Regions from separate parts of the Homo sapiens genome. Here all the other regions are linked to region 2. Evidence: chromatin contacts called from ENCODE Hi-C or POLR2A ChIA-PET data. All regions are on one chromosome and are shown on one strand. The core of a region is the stretch at or near the end of the contact, and the rest is flanking DNA. Distances in the headings are between cores, read along the strand shown. Region 1 holds the start of ZNF614 (zinc finger protein 614). Region 2 holds the start of ZNF665 (zinc finger protein 665). Region 3 holds the start of ETFB (electron transfer flavoprotein subunit beta).

What was found. Hi-C counts contacts between places; a loop is a spot of excess contacts on that map. ChIA-PET counts read pairs that join two places held with the same protein, here RNA polymerase II (POLR2A). Pooled maps may share reads with other maps.
Region 1: a loop to region 2 is called in a map of naive thymus-derived CD4-positive, alpha-beta T cell, with 6 times the contacts of the local background. The contact joins the promoter of ZNF614 here to the promoter of ZNF665 in region 2. A Hi-C loop is called at or near these places in 1 of 168 maps with a recorded cell type or tissue (naive thymus-derived CD4-positive, alpha-beta T cell) and 7 of 50 pooled maps. POLR2A ChIA-PET finds 5 or more read pairs at or near these places in 1 of 52 experiments (naive thymus-derived CD4-positive, alpha-beta T cell).
Region 3: a pooled map shows a loop between it and region 2 (2.5-fold over the local background). The contact joins the promoter of ETFB here to the promoter of ZNF665 in region 2. A Hi-C loop is called at or near these places in 4 of 50 pooled maps. POLR2A ChIA-PET finds 5 or more read pairs at or near these places in 2 of 52 experiments (MCF 10A and PC-9).

What each region holds. Positions count from the first base shown.
Region 1 is chr19:52,026,961-52,030,129 of GRCh38, forward strand. ZNF614 (zinc finger protein 614) reads right to left here and starts at 1,419. Exons shown (of 5, transcript NM_025040.4): 1 at 1,282-1,419. It overlaps LOC112268244 (a long non-coding RNA gene), which reads left to right. Exons shown (of 2, transcript XR_002958414.2): 2 at 152-2,820. RefSeq lists enhancers at 1-676, 1,147-1,906.
Region 2 is chr19:53,192,012-53,195,072 of GRCh38, forward strand. It overlaps ZNF665 (zinc finger protein 665), which reads right to left and starts at 1,347. Exons shown (of 4, transcript NM_024733.5): 1 at 1,301-1,347. RefSeq lists an enhancer at 1,163-1,312.
Region 3 is chr19:51,364,524-51,367,637 of GRCh38, forward strand. ETFB (electron transfer flavoprotein subunit beta) reads right to left here and starts at 1,865. Exons shown (of 6, transcript NM_001985.3): 1 at 1,747-1,865. The coding sequence starts at 1,803. CLDND2 (claudin domain containing 2) reads right to left here. Exons shown (of 4, transcript NM_152353.3): 3 at 2,934-3,053; 4 at 2,575-2,692. The coding sequence ends at 2,619. RefSeq lists an enhancer at 1,472-2,431 and silencers at 2,661-2,710, 2,981-3,114.

The sequences.
Region 1 (3,169 bases), core at 169-2,668, 1.2 Mb before region 2:
CATCCCCCTCTCCGAGGTGGTAGAGATAGTGATCAATAAATACTGAGGGAACTCAGAGACCAGTGCCAGCGTGGGTCCTCCGTATGCTGAGTGCTGGTCTCCTGGGCCCACTTTTCTTTCTCTATACTTTGTCTCTTATTTCTTTTCTCAGTCTCTCATCCCACCTGACAAGAAACACCCACAGGTTGTGGAGGGGTGGCCCCCTTCAAGGTGAATTCTCAGACAGATCAATTTTAGGAAAGAGAACACATGGAAGGCTCCAAGAATGTCTTTAAAAACCACGTGTGCCCATGTACTGGTTCGAAAGTCTCTGTAAGCTCTTTGGGTATACATACCTCGTGTCAAGACCAATGTACTAAGCAAATCACAAGAACTGTCTCATTTCACATTATGCGCTAAAGGAGTAACTTTACCCAAGAGAGCTTTGTCCTTTGCCCACAGTTCCTATGAGGCAAACTCTAAGCCTTTGGAATACGCTGCTTGATAAAACTGTCTTTGGTTATCAGGGCAATTTAAGCCATGCCAAATTGTCTATCCTAATAATGTGATTTACTGTGGGAGACCTTGGACCACGTGGTATTAGTTTGATATCTGGAGGAGCTGGAGATTGAAGTCAGCCTCATAGGCAGTCAATTGTGTGTGTGTGTGTTAACTGATATCCAATAAAACTCTGGACACCAAGGCCTAGGTGAGTGGCAACAATGGTTACAATGGCTGGCAATAATAATATAAGGGTGTATATATAAGAATATGATAATTTAAAAACGTATGAAGCAAAACAGAATGAGAGAGGATTAGACAATTCAACAATAATAATTGAAGACTACATTACCCTACTTGCAATAATAAAGAAAACAAATAGAAACTCAGCAAGGATACCGAAAACTTGAACAACATTATCAACCAACTAGACTTAACGAACATTTAACACTGCACTCAACAGCAGTAAAATAAACATTTTTTTCAAGAGCACATGTTATATTCTTCAGGAAAGATAATATCCCATGTGATAGCCTGAGATAGGGCCTCATGGGAAGGGAAAGACCTGACCGTCCCCCAGCCCAACACCCGTAAAGGGTGACTCACAAGGGCCCCAGACCCAGACAGAGTCGGACTCGTCGCTGATTTCCTCAGACTCTTCATCCCTACAGCCAAAGGACCCGTCATTAACGCCCCGCTTCCTCAGCGACTGCGTTCAAATACAGCCCCAATCAGGACGCTCCACGCACCATCGGTACACAGACCCACAGGCCGCGAGTCCATGCCCAGAACTCGACTCACCCGAGCCCGAACCTCTCCAGACACCACTGGCAGCGACAAAACGCCGCATCCACGTCCGAAAACGCTTCCTATTCAGACGCGCTCCTGCGCGGACTCCGGGAAGCTGAGCGGTAAAGACCGTGAAGCGAGGCGAGGACCACGGAGCCTGCCCGGGATCGCGAGTTCAGACTGCGGGCGCCGCTCTATGAGGTCACAGGGCTGCGCCCATCGCAGCGTTTCTGACAGGAGCGGCCATAATGGCTGTGGGAATCACTCTTAGTCACCTCAGTGCCTTTCTCTCTTCGTTGCAAGGGACACTCAAGAGTCGGGTGCCCAGCCAAGGCCAACACGGCGCAGTGGCATTCTATTCAGCCTGCTGTGGAAAAAAGATGGCGGCGCCCTTTGTGCCCATTATAGCTGAGAGTGGAGCCTTAGCTGGAGCACCATGGGCACGGCCATCTTAGAGGAAGGCAGCAGCCGTACGGCAGAGAAGATGCTCATATCCAGGACAATTTGGAAAAATAAACAAGGTTTGAAGAAGTCACGGTGCTGGCCAGGAAGCGGTCACAGAGTTGCCAAAACCAGTGGTCACTGAAAGTGTTAGATTTGGGGATAGGGCGGGGGTTCTGGGCTGGGTAAGGCTTTTGTGGGTTAGATTAGACTCTGACTGAATGGACGAAGCCGAGAACAGGAGTGATGCTCCATTAAATGCTAATACCCACATGGGGCTTGCTATTAAAACCACTGCCAGTGGGGAAGGGGATGAGGAGGTGAAGGTGCAACTGTGTTAATATCTACATGTTTCCTTCCAGAAGTAAAGGAAGATGACAGTGGGGCACTTAAGAATATGAAATTATTAGAATGCGATCATCCTACTTTGCAATGTTTCCAGATTTTTTAAAAAGTCACACTTAAAAAATATTAGTTCTATTTTTGCAGATGTTGGCGTTGTAACTGTAGAAGATTTAAGTAAATATTGTATTTTTGGAAGGCAACCTAGAGCCAATTTAATTTTTTCGTTTTCTTTGACACAGCAATTCTAAAAGCTATCTAGGCAAATCTGTCTTAATATTAACCACAACTTTTGTAATTTACAAAAAAAGGGAATTACAATGAGAGATGAATACTTTGGTAAATTATGGAACATCTGCTGAACTGTAAGAGTATATATCAATTTAAAAGAATATGCTACAATTGTTTTATAAAAAAGAAAACTTTGTCAGAGGACAAAAAAATGATCTGCAGGATAGTATATATTTTATGGTCTTGTTATTGGAAGAAATCATAAACATCTTTTGGAAAATTGTGATTGGTTAAACAAGACATTTAGTTTGAATTAATATTGTTTGTGTTCATAGGTAGAGAATGCCATGTTTTTACTTGAAAAATATTCCCAATTTATACTTAATTTTACTATCTTTGTACCATAATCATGAATATATTATAAAACATGTTGATCTTAGAAAATAGGTATGATGATGTATAATAAGTTCATGGCATGATAAATGCAAAATAGGCTGTTTTCTTTCAGAAAATAAATATGCTCATGCATTTGAAAAATTCTGGAGAATATACTAACAATATTTGACTGTTCCGTACAATTATGGTGACTTAAAATTTCTTCATTTTACTTACGTTTTGTAATTTCTAGAGAATAAGAATTTCATGTTCGTATTTCTTGAGTGTTATAACATATTCCATCCAGGATTAAATTTCAGCCCCGTTCATCTGGAATGTTAATCTCTGGTAGGTAAGTTTAGCACCTGGTCCACAGGACTATGAGCAGCCCATGATGGGACCTTCACTGATCATTTCCAGGAGTGGGCTGATAAAACTTTGCCGTGGCAGGCTGTGCTGATTCACGGGACAAGGAAGGTGATTCAAGGGCCTGGTTGGTGGAGCACTTTTG
Region 2 (3,061 bases), core at 97-2,596:
TCCTTGTTTCTTTTCTGTGTTTCAGCCTGGGTCTCTGCTCCTCATTTTGAGCCCCTCTCTTCTCCTGCTGTTTCTCCTTCCCTCTATCCTTCTCTTCCACTTGTTCTGTTCCATTCTTGCAACTTGTTTCACCTCTTATTCCTCTTTCACCCGTCTTTTGGTTGTCCCCAATCTCCATCTATTTCTGCCTCTTTCTTCCCTTATCTCTGCTCTCCCTGTTAAATCCCCTCTTCCCTGTTTCACTTCCTTGTCCCCACTCTTTGGCACCCCCAGATCCCAGGTCTCCCCCTGCTGTGGTTCTCCCTCTGCTCTCCTTGTCACCAGCTGCCCCTTCTTGCTGTCCCAGCACCACGCTGCTCTGTCTATCCTGGCTCCAAATACCCCCTCCTCTCCCTAACTCTCCGTCTGAGGAGCTGCCCCTCTCCCTACCTTGCTGTCCTTCATCTCTCTAGACAGCGAGCTTTTCTCTACATTTCTCCAGTTGTTTCTCCATCCTGTTACTTTCTCAGCGACTTCTTTCACCCTTACTGTCTCTTTGTAAATCCTGACCCATCCTCTACTTTGCCATGTTTACTGGTTTCCCTCATTCTTTCCTCTGTCTCCGTTTTTCTACTTTTCTCTCAGCCCCCCTCTCTGTCTCCTGATCCCCTTGGCCCACACATTCACAGGGAGGGTTTGGAGTAAGACACCTGGATCCTGGAGGAGCACATTTTCCAGCGGGTGGAGCTGGGCAGGCAAGAACACCGGGTATCACAGGACAAGGCCCGGGCACCTCCCCAACGCGGGCTCAGGGGAAACGGTGACTGCGAAGGGGAGGCCTAGGGAGCAGCAGGGCCCGGCACGAGGAGGAGGGAGGTGGGGGGCGACGGCGCCTTAGGAGAGGGGTGGGGTATGCAGGATCCCAGGACCAGGCAGAGGCGCGGCCTCCCCGGGACTGGGGCTGCGGCGCTAACGCTCCAGTAGCTGACTAGGGCGAGGTTAGGGGACGGTAAAATCCTGCACCCACTTCGCAGATGAGGACTTCACAGGGCGCAGGTCAGTAAAGGGTTTTAAGCAGGAAACGGCGCAGGAAAGGAGGTGTCTGCATGGTCTGAAGGCCGAAAGACCGCGGGCAGGACCAGCCTGTGTGATTTTAACCCAAAGCGATGCGACCCCCAGAGTCTCGCGGCAAAGTCTGAATTTACATGGAATGGAGGGAGCCGTGCGGGGACTTTAAGGGCTATACGAACCCCCGGACATCGGGTACGGAGGAGCAGGGGACTCCGAAACGCAGGTTTAATCTAGATAGAGGGAAACTCACGCGGCGACTAACAGCCTTCACTCCAAGAGATCTGCTTCCGGGTTTGCAAGAAACTGCCCGCGCAGTAGGCAAAGGGGCGGGTTGCGGTGGGGAAAGGCCAGGCGTTGGGAGGGACTGAGAGCATAGGGTGGGCGGGGCCGGGGCGGGGCCTGAACCCTGGAGGCGGAGGTTGCAATGAGCCGATATCGCGCCATTGCACTCCAGCCTGGGTGACAGAGTGAGACTTCGTCTCTCCCAAAAAAAAAAAAAAACAAAACTTAGGCTATCTAAAAGTTTAACCAATGGCCAGTAATATAAGCAATCATGCATATGTAATGAAGGCGCCATAACAACCCAAAAGGAGAGGATTCAGCGGAGCTTCTGGATAGGTGAACACTGGGAGGCTCCTGCAGCGTGGTGCACCCAGGGAGGGCACCAAGGCTCAACGCCCCTTCTCCCATGCCTCACCTCACTGATCCCTTCCATCTGGCTGTTCTTCTGTCAACTTTGTAATATCCTTTATAATACGTAAATCTATGTAAAGTGTTTCCCTGTATTTTGTGAGCCACTCTAGCAAATTCGTTGAACCTGAGGAGGGGGTCAAGGGACTCCTGGATTTATATCTGATCTGTAAGCACAAGTCACAACCTCTGCTTGAGACTGGCATTGAAATGTGTGCACTATTGTGGGACTGAGCCCTCAACGTGTGGGATCTGATGCCATGTCCCGGCAAAATGGAACGGAATGAGAGAACACGCACCTGGTGTCTGTGGCAGGATTGCTTGCTTGGTGTGTGTGGGAAAACCCAGTACCTCTGGGCTAACTGTAGCATTCTGTGTTGTGAGAGAACAGTAGAAGAAACTGAATCAGTGTTTCCTATATTCTTAAATACGAATATGTGAGGTTTGTTGTTGTTTTTTTTTTTTTTTTTTTTTTTTTAGACAAGAGTCTTGCTCTTGTCGCCCAGGCTGGAATGCAATGGCATGATCTCGGCTCACTGAGCCACCGCCCCAGCGTGAAGGCATTTTTGAGCAAGTTATGTCTCCCTAATTCTGTTTTATTGTACTTTTCCCTAAGTAGTTATAATAGCCTCTAAATCTGTGTGGAGTTTTCAGTTTTGTGGACAATACAATAAATAGACAAATAAAAACCCAAACACAAGCTGATCTCTATAGAAGTGTTAGATATTATTTTCAACACACTAAGTGATACTCCGTATCTAGATAAGCTAAAGCACGAATGATGTCTTCTGAGGTGACAAGGTCCACAGTGGCTTTACAGAAACACTGGCCAGAAGTAAAAACTGTGATGATAATGGCAATAGCAATGACTGACTTTTCTGAACACTATGTGCAAGGCATTATTCGGAATACTTTACCTGTATTAACTCAAATAACAACATAATAGCCCATGAGAAAAAGATCTTTTCCTATCTTACTAGGAAACAACTGTGTCGGCCGGGCGCTGTGGCTCACGCCTGTAATCCCAGCACTTTGGGAGGCCGAGCTGGGCGGATCACGAGGTCAGGACCGGATCACGAGCCGGGCGGATCACGATGGTCACCAGGAGACCATCCTGGCTAACACGGTGAAACCCCGTCTCTAATGATAATACAAAAAAATTAGCCGGGCGTGGTGGCGGGCGCCTGTAGTCCCAGCTACTCTACTCGGGAGGCTGAGGCAGGAGAATGGCGTGAACCCGGGAGGCGGAGCTTGCAGTGAGCCGAGATGGCGCCCCTGCACTCCAGCCTGGGCGAGAGCAAGACTCCGTCTCAAAAAAAAG
Region 3 (3,114 bases), core at 615-3,114, 1.8 Mb before region 2:
CGTGGGCCTGCACCATGGGGGAGACGGATCCAATCCCAGACATGCCAGGCGTGGAAGGCCAGGGCTGGGATGGAGAGAAGAGGCCCAGGGAGCTGTAGGACTCCAAAGATGTGACAGTAACGAACAGTCAGAGCAGGGAGGAAACCAAGTGTTGGGTCCCAGGACCCCAAGAGGAATGTGTCTCAAAAGGGCTACAGGTGACATCCCTGTCATGTGCTGCCAGAGGCATCATTAGGACAGGGGGCATTGAGGGAGATGGGAGAGCAGAGTCTAGAGCCAGACTTGCCCGGGGTTTCGATCGTAACTCTGCCACTTACTGGCTGGGAGATCTGACAGGCCTCAGTTTCCTCATCTATCCAATGGAATTAATAATACAAAGGGTCGGCCAGGCACGGTGGCTCACACCTGTAATCCCAGCACTTTGGGGGGCCGAGGCAGGCGGGTGGATCACCTGAGGTCTGGAGTTTGAGACCAGCCTGACCAACATGGTGAAACCCCATCTCTACTAAAAATACAAAAAATTAGCCAGGTGTGGTGGCACATGCCTGTAATCCCAGCTACCTGGGAGGCTGAGGTAGGAGAATTGCTTGAACTCGGGAGGCTGAGGTTGCAGTGAGCCAAGACTGCGCCATTGCACTCCAGCCTGGGCAAAAAGAGCAAAACTCCGTCTCAAAAAATAAAAATAAATAATAAATAATACAAAGGGTACTGAAAGGACTGAATGGGTTAATCTCTGCAAAGGACTTGGAACGATGCCTGCCACGTAAGTACCCGCTAAATGCTGGCTGCTATCATCACTGACACTTTCATGCTCAAGTCTGGCTCCTGTACCCTCTTCCCCAGCCCACTCCCTAAGCAGGCAGGGGCAGTATCAGTGTCAACTTTGTGACCCTGGTTTTGCCCACCCTGAGGCCTCCAGGGTGCCAGGCCCTGCGCTAGGTAATGCTGGGGACACGGAGGTAAGTCCCCAGGCTGATGGGAAGGACAGACATGGACAGACAGTCACCATCTTCAGTCCAGTTCAGGCCAAGCATTGAGAGAAACGGGCCTGAGAGACCGTGTCTGATTCACCTCTGTCCACACCAGCTTCCCTCTGGGGACAACAAGCCAGGCGCTGAGAGCACCCTCCCCCACCTCTTTCATGGAGAATGTGAGCTACCCCCAGCTCAGTCAGGTTGGCTCCTTGAACTTTCATCTCTAGCAAACACACTTCTCTCTCCCTAGCTAGAGCCTCCTGGCTCACCCTGTGGCTATGGAGGGTGGAAAGCAGCTTCTGGGGCCCCACAGGACCCTGTCTGACTCCCTCTATAGCACATTTCGGGTAATATAAGAGTACAATGGTAAGTAATGCAGCCTAGTGGGTGAAAGCAGTCAGAGGAACCTGGATAGAACTCTCGGCTCTGCCCTTCTCTAGCTGGGTGACCTCTCTGTGCCTCAGTTTCTCCGTGCATTAAACAGGGACCGTGACTTCTTCCAGTGGGTAAGAAATAGAGAAAGCAACTCACTCTGAACAGTTATCAAGAGAGTGAATCCAGAACGAGGGAAAAGAGAACATGGCCGTGACCCCGGAGGGATCGGATGTTAGAACTTCACTCTTGGATTTTTGCCCTCAGGTGACTTTGACGTTTGGGGGTTAAAGCGGCAGAGGTCGGGGGTTACGAGAAGACCCCCACCCAGTGTGCGCTCGTGGCCCCGGAAGCACACGGCTGCGGGACTCAGGGATGTGGGAGAGGGGGGCCCGATCACCTTCACGGCGTAGTCGATGACCCTCTTGACAGCTACGAGCACGCGCAGCTCCGCCATCTTCCCGCCGCAGCCACTTACAGGGTCAGCCCGCACCCTCAGCGGCTCAGTCCAGAAGCCCCACCACCCCCGCCCCCCGCGCCCCTCTCTGCGCCTGCGCGCAGCACGGTCAGCCAGTCAACCGCTGCAGAGCCCGCCTCCCCGACAGAGGACCAATCGAGAGGCCGGAAGGAAGGGAGGTGTGGCAAGCAATGCAAACCAATGGGAAGCGGATCTCGGGGAGCGAGCGGGACCTGGAGAGAGAAGGAAAGGCCTGGCGGAGAGGGCAGGGCAGAGAACTAGGGGAAAGGTCGTGCACTGGAGGGAAGCGCGCCCGGAGTTTATAGATCCTCCCGGTCCTATAAACACTTCCCGGTATCCCCGGATCTGCTCTCCCTCTCCAGATCCCCCACTTCTTCCCGGCCTCTCCAAGTCGCGGTACTCGTATTCCCACGCCTCTGAATCCTCGCGCGTCGGTCTCTCCACTCTCTCCATCCCCGTGTTCCCTGTCCCTTCCATATCCGTATCCTCCCCTGTCCGTGTCTCTACTTCACCTCCATGTCGTCCCCACAGCCTCTCCACACCCTCTCCAAAGGCCCACGTCCCCTCCTGGCCCCGCCCCTCCCACATGTCCCTGTTCCCATCCCAATCCATGGAGACTTGTGTCTCCATGTCTGTGTCTCCCTGTCTCCACGTTCCCTATGAGTTCATGTCCTTATGTCTTCCCTGAGCCTCTATGCAACCCCGTGCCTGCGTCCCCACGACCCGCAGAAAAGCACGCGGAGCCGCAGCGCTAAAAAAAGCCGTTCCTTTATTCTGCCCCAGGCAGGCTGCAGTCACAGACACACGGGGAATCCACTGATGGCGTCGGTGCTCTGCATGATCATGTCTGCCAGCAGAAAGCAGAAGCCTGGGGGGACGGGGGTGCGGAGCAGGGAGAGGAAGGTGGGCCCTGGGGCGGATGGCCGGGAGGGCCCCGGGGACTGGGGTTTGGGGCTCCAAGGGGGTCTCTGCCGGGTCTGCGGGAGTCGTTAGTGTGTTGGGGAGTCCCCGAGAGGTCCCCGGGGTTTCCTGGGAGGGCAGCTGGGGAGCCTCTGGGGTGAGGGTCTTCTGGGCAGTCTCCTCCACCCTCTTCCCGCTGTCCAGTTTACCCGCGAGAATTGAGAAGGGTAAGGCCAGCCACCCAGAAAAATAGGACCAAGAGAAGAAGACGTTGTTCTTCCACGCATTCTTCACGGTGTAGCCTATCAAGGCGGTCAGCAGCAGCAGTCCTGGGCCCCGCCCAGCCGCAAGATGAGCTAGCTGGGCCTGGTGGGGGCTGCACCCAGGCCA